Linked DNA regions of Homo sapiens: region 2 is linked to region 1. Evidence: chromatin contacts called from ENCODE Hi-C or POLR2A ChIA-PET data. All regions are on one chromosome and are shown on one strand. The core of a region is the stretch at or near the end of the contact, and the rest is flanking DNA. Distances in the headings are between cores, read along the strand shown.

Evidence for each region. Hi-C counts contacts between places; a loop is a spot of excess contacts on that map. ChIA-PET counts read pairs that join two places held with the same protein, here RNA polymerase II (POLR2A). Pooled maps may share reads with other maps.
Region 2: a loop to region 1 is called in a pooled map, with 7 times the contacts of the local background. The contact joins two enhancer-like sites. A Hi-C loop is called at or near these places in 5 of 168 maps with a recorded cell type or tissue (B cell, CD4-positive, alpha-beta T cell, CD4-positive, alpha-beta memory T cell and 2 more), 1 of 37 single-sample maps with no recorded cell type and 11 of 50 pooled maps. POLR2A ChIA-PET finds 5 or more read pairs at or near these places in 18 of 52 experiments (A549, BJ, CD4-positive, alpha-beta T cell and 14 more).

The regions. Positions count from the first base shown.
Region 1 is chr2:30,272,873-30,276,935 of GRCh38, forward strand. No RefSeq gene overlaps it. Among named protein-coding and RNA genes, the nearest start is that of LBH, 43 kb to the left of the region's middle. Within about 2 kb of position 2,024, at least 10 of the 41 ENCODE cell types and tissues checked have a DNase peak (open chromatin) inside an H3K27ac peak, as active enhancers do; they include PC-9, where a contact is called at or near this core.
Region 2 is chr2:30,407,645-30,411,707 of GRCh38, forward strand. No RefSeq gene overlaps it. Among named protein-coding and RNA genes, the nearest start is that of LCLAT1, 38 kb to the right of the region's middle. RefSeq lists an enhancer at 2,540-3,452. Within about 2 kb of position 1,663, at least 12 of the 41 ENCODE cell types and tissues checked have a DNase peak (open chromatin) inside an H3K27ac peak, as active enhancers do; they include PC-9, where a contact is called at or near this core.

The DNA.
Region 1 (4,063 bases), core at 774-3,273:
TGAGCATGACATGAAATGACGCTTGTGGAAAGCATTCATTAGCACAGCACCTGGACCAGTATGTGGTGAGAAGGTGCTCACCAGATATTGCCTTCTCTCCCTTTCTTGATGACCATCTTTCTGATGCCAAACAAATCACTTCTCTGCCCTAACCTTCATCCTAGGTAACAAAGGACTGTTGGGTAAGGCAAAGGGTCAAGCCAGAGCTCACAGGTTTCCAGTTCTCCCTATGGCCACCCTTCCCAGACAGCCCCCTCTGACCTTTTGCATCCTGCACCTTTGCTAGAATTCCTGGGATCAAGAAACCTCCAACCTCAGGCTTGGAGCAGTTAACCCAGGTGTTGGGGGTGAGGGAGAGAAAAATGTTGAAATGTGAACTGGTTCACGATGACCCCAGCTCACAAGCTGCATGGATAATCACTGTTTATCAACTCACTGGAAAAAATGACTACAATTACATTTCACACATCAACAAAAGGAAAAAATAAAGCCCCATTGGAATGTCTGAGTCATTCTTCAGAGCCTTTAAATTACCCATTCATTATGACCCTTCTCCTCATCACGTACCCTCCCTTGCAGGGACCGGCGAGCTGCCATCTGCCTGTTGCTTGCCAGCCTGGCCAAAAGACTCTGCAGATCAACCAAGACTCTGTTTGGGGGCTTACAGTAGACCACAAGGAGCTATTAAAGGGATCAGCAAGGCCTGGAGGGTCTCTTCTAGGAGCAATTGTTTCAGACTCTTTTCTGAATTGTTGACTTGGGTGTGTCATTTACACACACATACCAAAATCTGGCTGAGTGAGGAGGAGTCATGGTCAACAAGGAGATTTTGCTGTCACTTGGGGCCAGCATTTTTGCACAGATGTGAAACAACAGCTTCATGGTCATAGTTTGTTCAAAAATGAATCACTTCATTTAGGAGAAGAGGTAGGAGGGTTCAGCGGTAACCCCCGACCCCTGCCCCACGGAAACACTGCACCTTGTCTGCCACCAGATGTGTGTGGTTCATTATCTGGTTTGGCCAATCTATATGTCCCCTGAAAACTAGGAATGATCACATCTTAAATTCACAGGAACAGTGGTTTTAAAGCAGTTTGGGGGTCTCAAAGATTCCCTTTGAGAATCTGATGGAAACTATGGATTTTCTCTCTGCAAATACCAACATAGGCTTACAAATTCCAGGGAGTCCATAGGCTCCCATGAGAGGCAGGGCATCCCCAAAACTCAGCTAGCACTAGACAGACTTTTTTTTTTTTTTTTTTTTTGAGACGGAGTCTCGCTCTCTTGCCCAGGCTGGAGGGCAATGGCGCGATCTCTGCTCACTGCAAGCTCTGCCTCCCTGGTTCACGCCATTCTCCTGCATCAGCCTCCCGAGTAGCTGGGACTACAGGCGTGCGCCACCTCACCCGGCTAATTTTTTGTATTTTTAGTAGAGGCGGGGTTTCACCATGTTAGCCAGGATGGTCTCGATCTCCTGACCTTGTGATCCGCCTGCCTTGGCCTCCCAAAGTGCTGGGATTACAGGCGTCAGCCACCGCACCCGGCCTGACAGACTTGTTACTGAAGAAACCCTGGAGTGAATTTGTTTATAAAGGGCCCTTTGGTCCCGGGGGTCCCCCCACCCCATCACCTCTTCTGTGGTTTTTTAAGACTTCATCTTTGAAAGTAGGATTTGCTCAGTGGAAAAAGAAGTAGCTCAGACACTGAGACCTACAGGTCCCTGTCCCAGGTCAAAATGAAGCTCCCCTTTCAGTTTATTCAGAGATCAGAACATTCTTTCCAAACCAGGAAATTGGATCAGGCCAACGTCAGTACAAAGTGCACTGTCAGGGCCTGGTGGGTAACTTGGCCTCTCGTGGGTCACTCCTTATGCTACCAATACCAGGACTATCTTAGATGTCTCGGCCAAAACCATAATCTCTGGCCCCCAAAGAGAATGCTGTCAGACAGCAAGGAATGACAGGTTTCCAGGAAGTGTACGCCCTGTGCCACCCAGAGCTTCAAGAATCTTGGCTATCGTCCATTCATCAACTTGGTCATCAAATCTGCAGGCCATAGTGGGTGGTGAGCAACAAGTCTGGGCTGGAGAAGGCTGTGTTTACATAGCAGTTTTATGCCTGCCAATCTGTCTGTGAACTTTGGAAGACTTATTCACCACAGCAATATGGTAATTGTCAATGGGGACAATAAAGATTTCTTACGTCTGTGTGCCTTTTTACCCTATATAAAGCGCTTATGCCGATAAGGCATTCTCTTTTTTTATTGTGGAAAATATACATACAATTTACCATTTTAACTATTTTTAAGTGTAAAATTTGGTGACATTAAGTACATTCACAACTTGTGCAACTGTCACCCCTATCCATTTTCAGAACTTTTGCATCATTCCAAACAGAAGCTCAATTACTTTCTGTTTCTCTGAATTTGCCTAACATAGGTAACTCACATATGTGAAATCATACAATATTTGGACTTTCGAGTACGGTTCATTTCATTTAGTGTAATGTGTTTGGGCTTATTCATGTTGTGGCATGTATCAGAATTTCATTCTTCCCTATGGCTGAATAATATTCCATTGTATGTAGAGATTACATTGTGTTTGTCTATTCGTCTGTCAATGGACATTTGGGTCATTTCCACCTTTTGGCTGTGGTGAATAGTGCTGCTGTGCACATTGGTGTCTGGTATCTGTCTGAGTTTCTACTTTTTATTCTTTTCAGTAGATATCTATGAGTGGAATTGCTGGATCTTGTGGTAATTTTATTATATTTTCTTTTTTTTTGTTTTTTGAGACAGAGTCTCGCTCTGTTGCCCAGGCTGGAGTGCAGTGGTGCGATCTTGGCTCACTGCAAGCTCTGCCTCCCGGGTTCACACCATTCTCCAGCCTCAGCCTCCCAAGTAGCTAGGACTACAGGTGCCCGCCACCATGCCCGGCTAATTTTTTGTATTTTTAGTAGAGATGGGGTTTCACCGTGTTAGCCAGGATGGTCTCAATCTCCTGACCTCATGATCCACCCGCCTCGGCCTCCCAAAGTGCTGGGATTATAGGCATGAGCCACCGTGCCTGGCCCAATTTTATTATATTTTCTTATTTATATGGTGATAAACAACTCCTACTTTATTATAACCATTTTAAACATAAAGAATTTGAAGCTCAGAAAAGTGCAGGAAATGAATTCCCTCAATGAAGTTTGCTAACTTAGAGATTCCTGTGCCCAGGGTTGGGACTAGGGTGAGGCAAGTGAAACACCTAGTGTGGAAACAACAGGAGGACTCCCTCTCAGGTTTGGGTGACCCCTTGCCATGGTGAATTTGTCTACCAGCTGCAGTAGCAGTGCCAGGACCCATGATAGTTTTAGAGCCTATGAAAATGTTTTAAGGTATTTTATAATCAGAAAAAAGAAATCAAATCCAGCTTGAATTATTTGTCTCTATATCAATGCAGTTCTAAAATATAATTTTGTGTGTGTATGTATAGGTATTTTTTAGATAGAGGAAGGAATCTACAAAGGCAAAAGTGCCTAGGGCCCCCAAAAGTCATAATGGTTTCTGCCCTGAAAATGAGCATCCTATGAAGAATGAGGTACCCAGGGCACATGATTTAAAGAGGCTTTCATTTTTAGGTTCCTGCAAGTACTGAGCCTGCACTGTCATGATCCCCAGAGTGAATGCCTCCTTAAATGCTATGAGCCAGGTGCCTGGCTTGCCTTACCCTAGGCCCAGCCCCACCTGCCTCCTTATCAGGCTGGACTGCTACTCCTGGCACACTGGGCAAAATCATCTTGGGCCACAGATTCCTCCCTTGGCAGCATGCTTTGCATGTCTAAGGCAAGGAGGCTAGGGGAAGTTCAGTTTAGTCATAAAAAAAGCTAGGTGTTTGCCCACTGGGGCGCCCAGGAGAGGCCTCAGTGAACCCCTCCCCAATCAGCCTGCAGTAGTAACACTTACACCACTCACGCCGTCTCATCGAGTTTGCCACATCTGTAGTTGTTCTTATTTTACTAGAAAGTCCTATTTGTAGTCATTCCCAAAGCATTAGCTAATTCTGCAACCCATCAGGATC
Region 2 (4,063 bases), core at 413-2,912, 130 kb after region 1:
CCGCTCTCAGATGGAAGCAGGGAGTCGTTATCTGGCTGGGTCCCTCCCATTTCCCACTCTGCAGTCATTCATCAAGTGGCTGCCCAGAGCCCAGTGCAGAGCTGAGGCTGGTTCCTGGCCTCGAGAGACATTCCTGGTCTGGATGTCCAGTCAGCTCAGCTTTTCCTAGTGAAGTAGGGGTGGGGTCGTATCTGTGCCACCTGTGCCTCCTCAAGTCCTTAGCATGCCCCCAGGGAAGCACAGGATGCTTCTCTCCATTTCTCTTTGTTTAAAACTTTCCTTAATGTCAGGGGATGGGGGTATTGGATGGACCCCCAGGGGGCTTTAAAAATTGAAAGCCAGTCCCGGCCAGGGCCCCCACCGGATGGTGAGAGAGCACAGGAGGAAGCAAAAGTGCTTGTGTTAACAGAATGTCATTTCCCAACATGATTCAGGCCCCGACGCGAGGCAGGAAAAGGAGAGCAAATGCCTTCCCATTCATCACATCGGACACAGTTATTTTTAGAGTAGCACCAGCTCAGCGCTGGGTTCCAAGGGCCCTGCCGTGGAAGGAGATGAGGCTGGGCTGATACAGTCAGTGAAGAGTGGAAATCTTGCAGGCGTGTGTGTGTGTGTGTGTGTGTGTGTGTGTGTGTGTGTGTGTAGGATAAACAGGAGGGGTGAGCAGGCAGCTTTCCTCCCAAACTGCAGACCCTGAGCCTGGCTCCTTATGTGAGCATGAAGGAAATTGGGTGTGGAAGTAATCATCTGAGGAATTGTTGGGGGAGAAGAAAGGGAGACCCTCTTTGCCTGGAACTGAAGTGGGCCTTTGGCTTAGAAAGGGTCCCCTCACATCCCCACTCTGATCTGACCTGCCTTTTCCCAGGCACTCCCCAGGCTGAGGGCAAAGCAGCCTCATCCTAGACTGGGTAGAACATTGGCTGACTGCAGGGGTTCTTGGCTTCACTATCACAGCCTTACAAACATCTGGCCAGCATGAACGCCTCCCTCCACCCAGATGCTGATGGTGAGCTGGTATCTGAGAAATGGATTCTGCTCCAATCAGCACCTCCATGCCCATTTTCTAGAAGGAGAGTCTTAACTGGACATGGTAAGAGAGTCCCTTTTTGCAAGGGACAGATGAAAGGCTTCCCTTCTTTTTCACCCATTTCTGGTCTTCTCTCCTCTCTCAACCAACTGAAGGAAAAGGAAGACCTGAGGTTGAACCCGGCCCTGAGACAAGATTGGGGTCAGGATGTGGTCCCAGGCTGCCTTTCTTCCTAGGCTGGATTCTTCCTTCTCCTTTCATCTTAAATACACTGCCCTCCTGTTTTCTACCTCTGGAGAGTTCTTGGCTCTATAAAAGATGAATCAACTATCTGGCCTGACCCTAACTAACATAAGCAGTCACAGCCTAGGATGAAACTAAGGCCCTCTTTCTTTCCACAAGGCTTTCTAGATGTGCTTCAAGGTCTATGGAAATGCAGTTTATACTACATGGGTCTTTAAGGGCCTCAGATTTGATTTACTTTCCATTAATAGCTGAACTGTCCCTGAGGTTCTGGCCAGTTTTAAACATTCTTACTGGCAAAGGGGATTAGATAGATGACTTCCTGCACAGTCATTGGATGGATTCCCATAAGCCAAGGCTAGTGGACAGAGCATCCCATAGCAGCAAGTCACTGCTACTGCCTCCACCAGGAAAGCAAAAAAAGCTCATGTGAAGTTTTGATGGGGCTGCCAGCACATTGATAAGAAATCTCCCTGATCCCTGTGTTAGCACCCACAAGGTGGAGAGCTTATCCGCTTTGCACAACAACCCAGGTGAGTAAAGGGATCGCAAAGTAATGAAAGGGGAGGCATCTGGTTCATTTATTTTTACCAATATTTTTTCTTCTGAAGACTTATTACAAAGATGGTCCAGTCATCATTTTAGCAGAAGCAGACAGGTAAGGAGGAAGCAGTATTGTCTGGGAAGCCAGGTGCACCAACCCAGCTTTGCCACTAATCTACATCCCAACTGTGATGTCGAATCAGCCACCCACCTTTCTGGACCACAAAAGGAACGACTTGAACCAAATGAACTTGAAACTCCTTTCCAAAGTACCATAAAACAACAATAACTGGGGAGATGGAGGAGCTGCCTGGAGAAGTTAGTCCTCACACTGCTGCTTGAAGCTAACAGATAGTAGAATAATCCTGGCTGACAGTTACTGATCTCCTAACCAAATGCACATCTCATCATCAGCCGTCACAACAACCCTGAATAGTAGGTATTATTTTCCCATTGTACAGATGAAAGAACTGAGGATCAAAGAGGTTAAACCAACTGCTAAAGGTCAGTAAGTGGCAAAAGCAGGCTTAGGCCTACGTCTTTCTGATGTTTAAGCCCATGTGTTTTCTGTCCTACCATATTACCTCTCAATGGATCAAGGAGAACAATGTCTGTTTGTCTGTGTGTGTGTGTGTGTGTGTGTGTGTGTGTGTGTTTGTTTTTCTTATTATTGAGCATCCTTTTTAAGGTCTGTCCCTTCTCTATACTTCATTTTTCCTTTCCATAACATTATTTATTATTATAAAAGAGCTGCAATTCTACCCACCTTTTGCTGTGCTGGAAGAAAAATGTTGATAAAGTGCCTAGCCCCATATGCCACCAAATCAGAGTCTTTTGCAAGTCACGACCAGATGATCTCATCTGAAAGCTTCTGTGTGTGTTGGGTGCTTGCAGTTGAATAGGATGAGTCAGATGTCAGCCTACTTCTTTTCCAAGCACCTGAAACCCACCAACTTCCTGCTCTTCTTTCCTTTGAAGCTCTGTGTTTCGTTGTGCTTGGGAGTCCCTGGAAGGGCCAGACTGTTTGTCCAGGTTCAACACAAGGCTTGGGGTACAGTAGGTGGAGGTACCAGTATATGTTCCAGTCTCTCTGCTAAATCATTTGTCCCTTTCTCTTTGGCTCACCCTGTTATTTTCAAAACCCATTACCCACTTTGCATTAGGAGTTTCTCAGTCATTTTTTCTTCTTTCCTGTCACTCTCCTTGTATCTCTTTGTCCTTCTCCCTCTGATCTCTGTGCCTTCCCATTCTTTCTTCTGCTTAATGACTGAGTGGCTGACAACTGGGAGTCACACAGTATTATACACACAGCAGATTGAAGTCACCTTCCCATAGACTATGACAATCGTCATGATGCCACAGTACCAGGTGTGGGGGTCCTGGAGGGCTGATAAACAAGACATTCCACTCAGCATGGTATGGAGCAGAAAAAAACTGCATCATCAGGAAATTGACTCACACATAGCAGTTCCTAGACAGAGACCTTGGCCTGCAGTAGGTGACTATGAGAGTTCACATTTCTGCTTTTTCCTCCTCACTGGTACCTGAGTTAATCATGGGGCTTTGGACATAAGGGCAACAGTAGAGTCTCAGAGACACAGGATATTGACAGCATTCCAGAATAATCTGGCACTCTTCTCTTGCTTCCATTCATTATAAGGTCTACTTTAGAGGAACGTTGCAAACAAGGTCCCCAAATGTACCAGCCTCAAAGACTCTAATCCGTTTCCTATAGGCCCAAGAAACTCCAGGTTGGAAAATGAAGTTGGCATGCTTTACTGCACCCTCAGCAAAAATGACTTCATATTTTTGGTAGATGGGTGAATAGCAACTGAAAAGGATTGTTGCCAGGTGCGGTGGCTCACGCCTGTAATCCCAGCACTTTGGGAGGCCGAGGCGGGCGGATCACGAGGTCAGGAGATCGAGACCATCCTGGCTAATGTGGTGAAACCCCGTCTCTACTAAAAAAATACAAAAAATTAGCCGGGCATAGTGGTGGGGGCCTGTAGTCCCAACTGCTCGGGAGGCTGAGGCAGGAGAATGGCGTGAACTCGGGAGGCGGAGCTTGCAGTGAGCCGAGATTGCGCCACTGCACTCCAGCCGGGGCGACAGAGCGAGACTCCATCTCAAAAGAAAAAAAAAAAAGAAAAGGATTGTTGCAATAAGTAGAGGTGATATCTAGACACATTTATCTGTGGGTTAAAAGGAGCTTGTCTTATTCTCAGTTCCCTCTCTGACTCTCTACCTGAA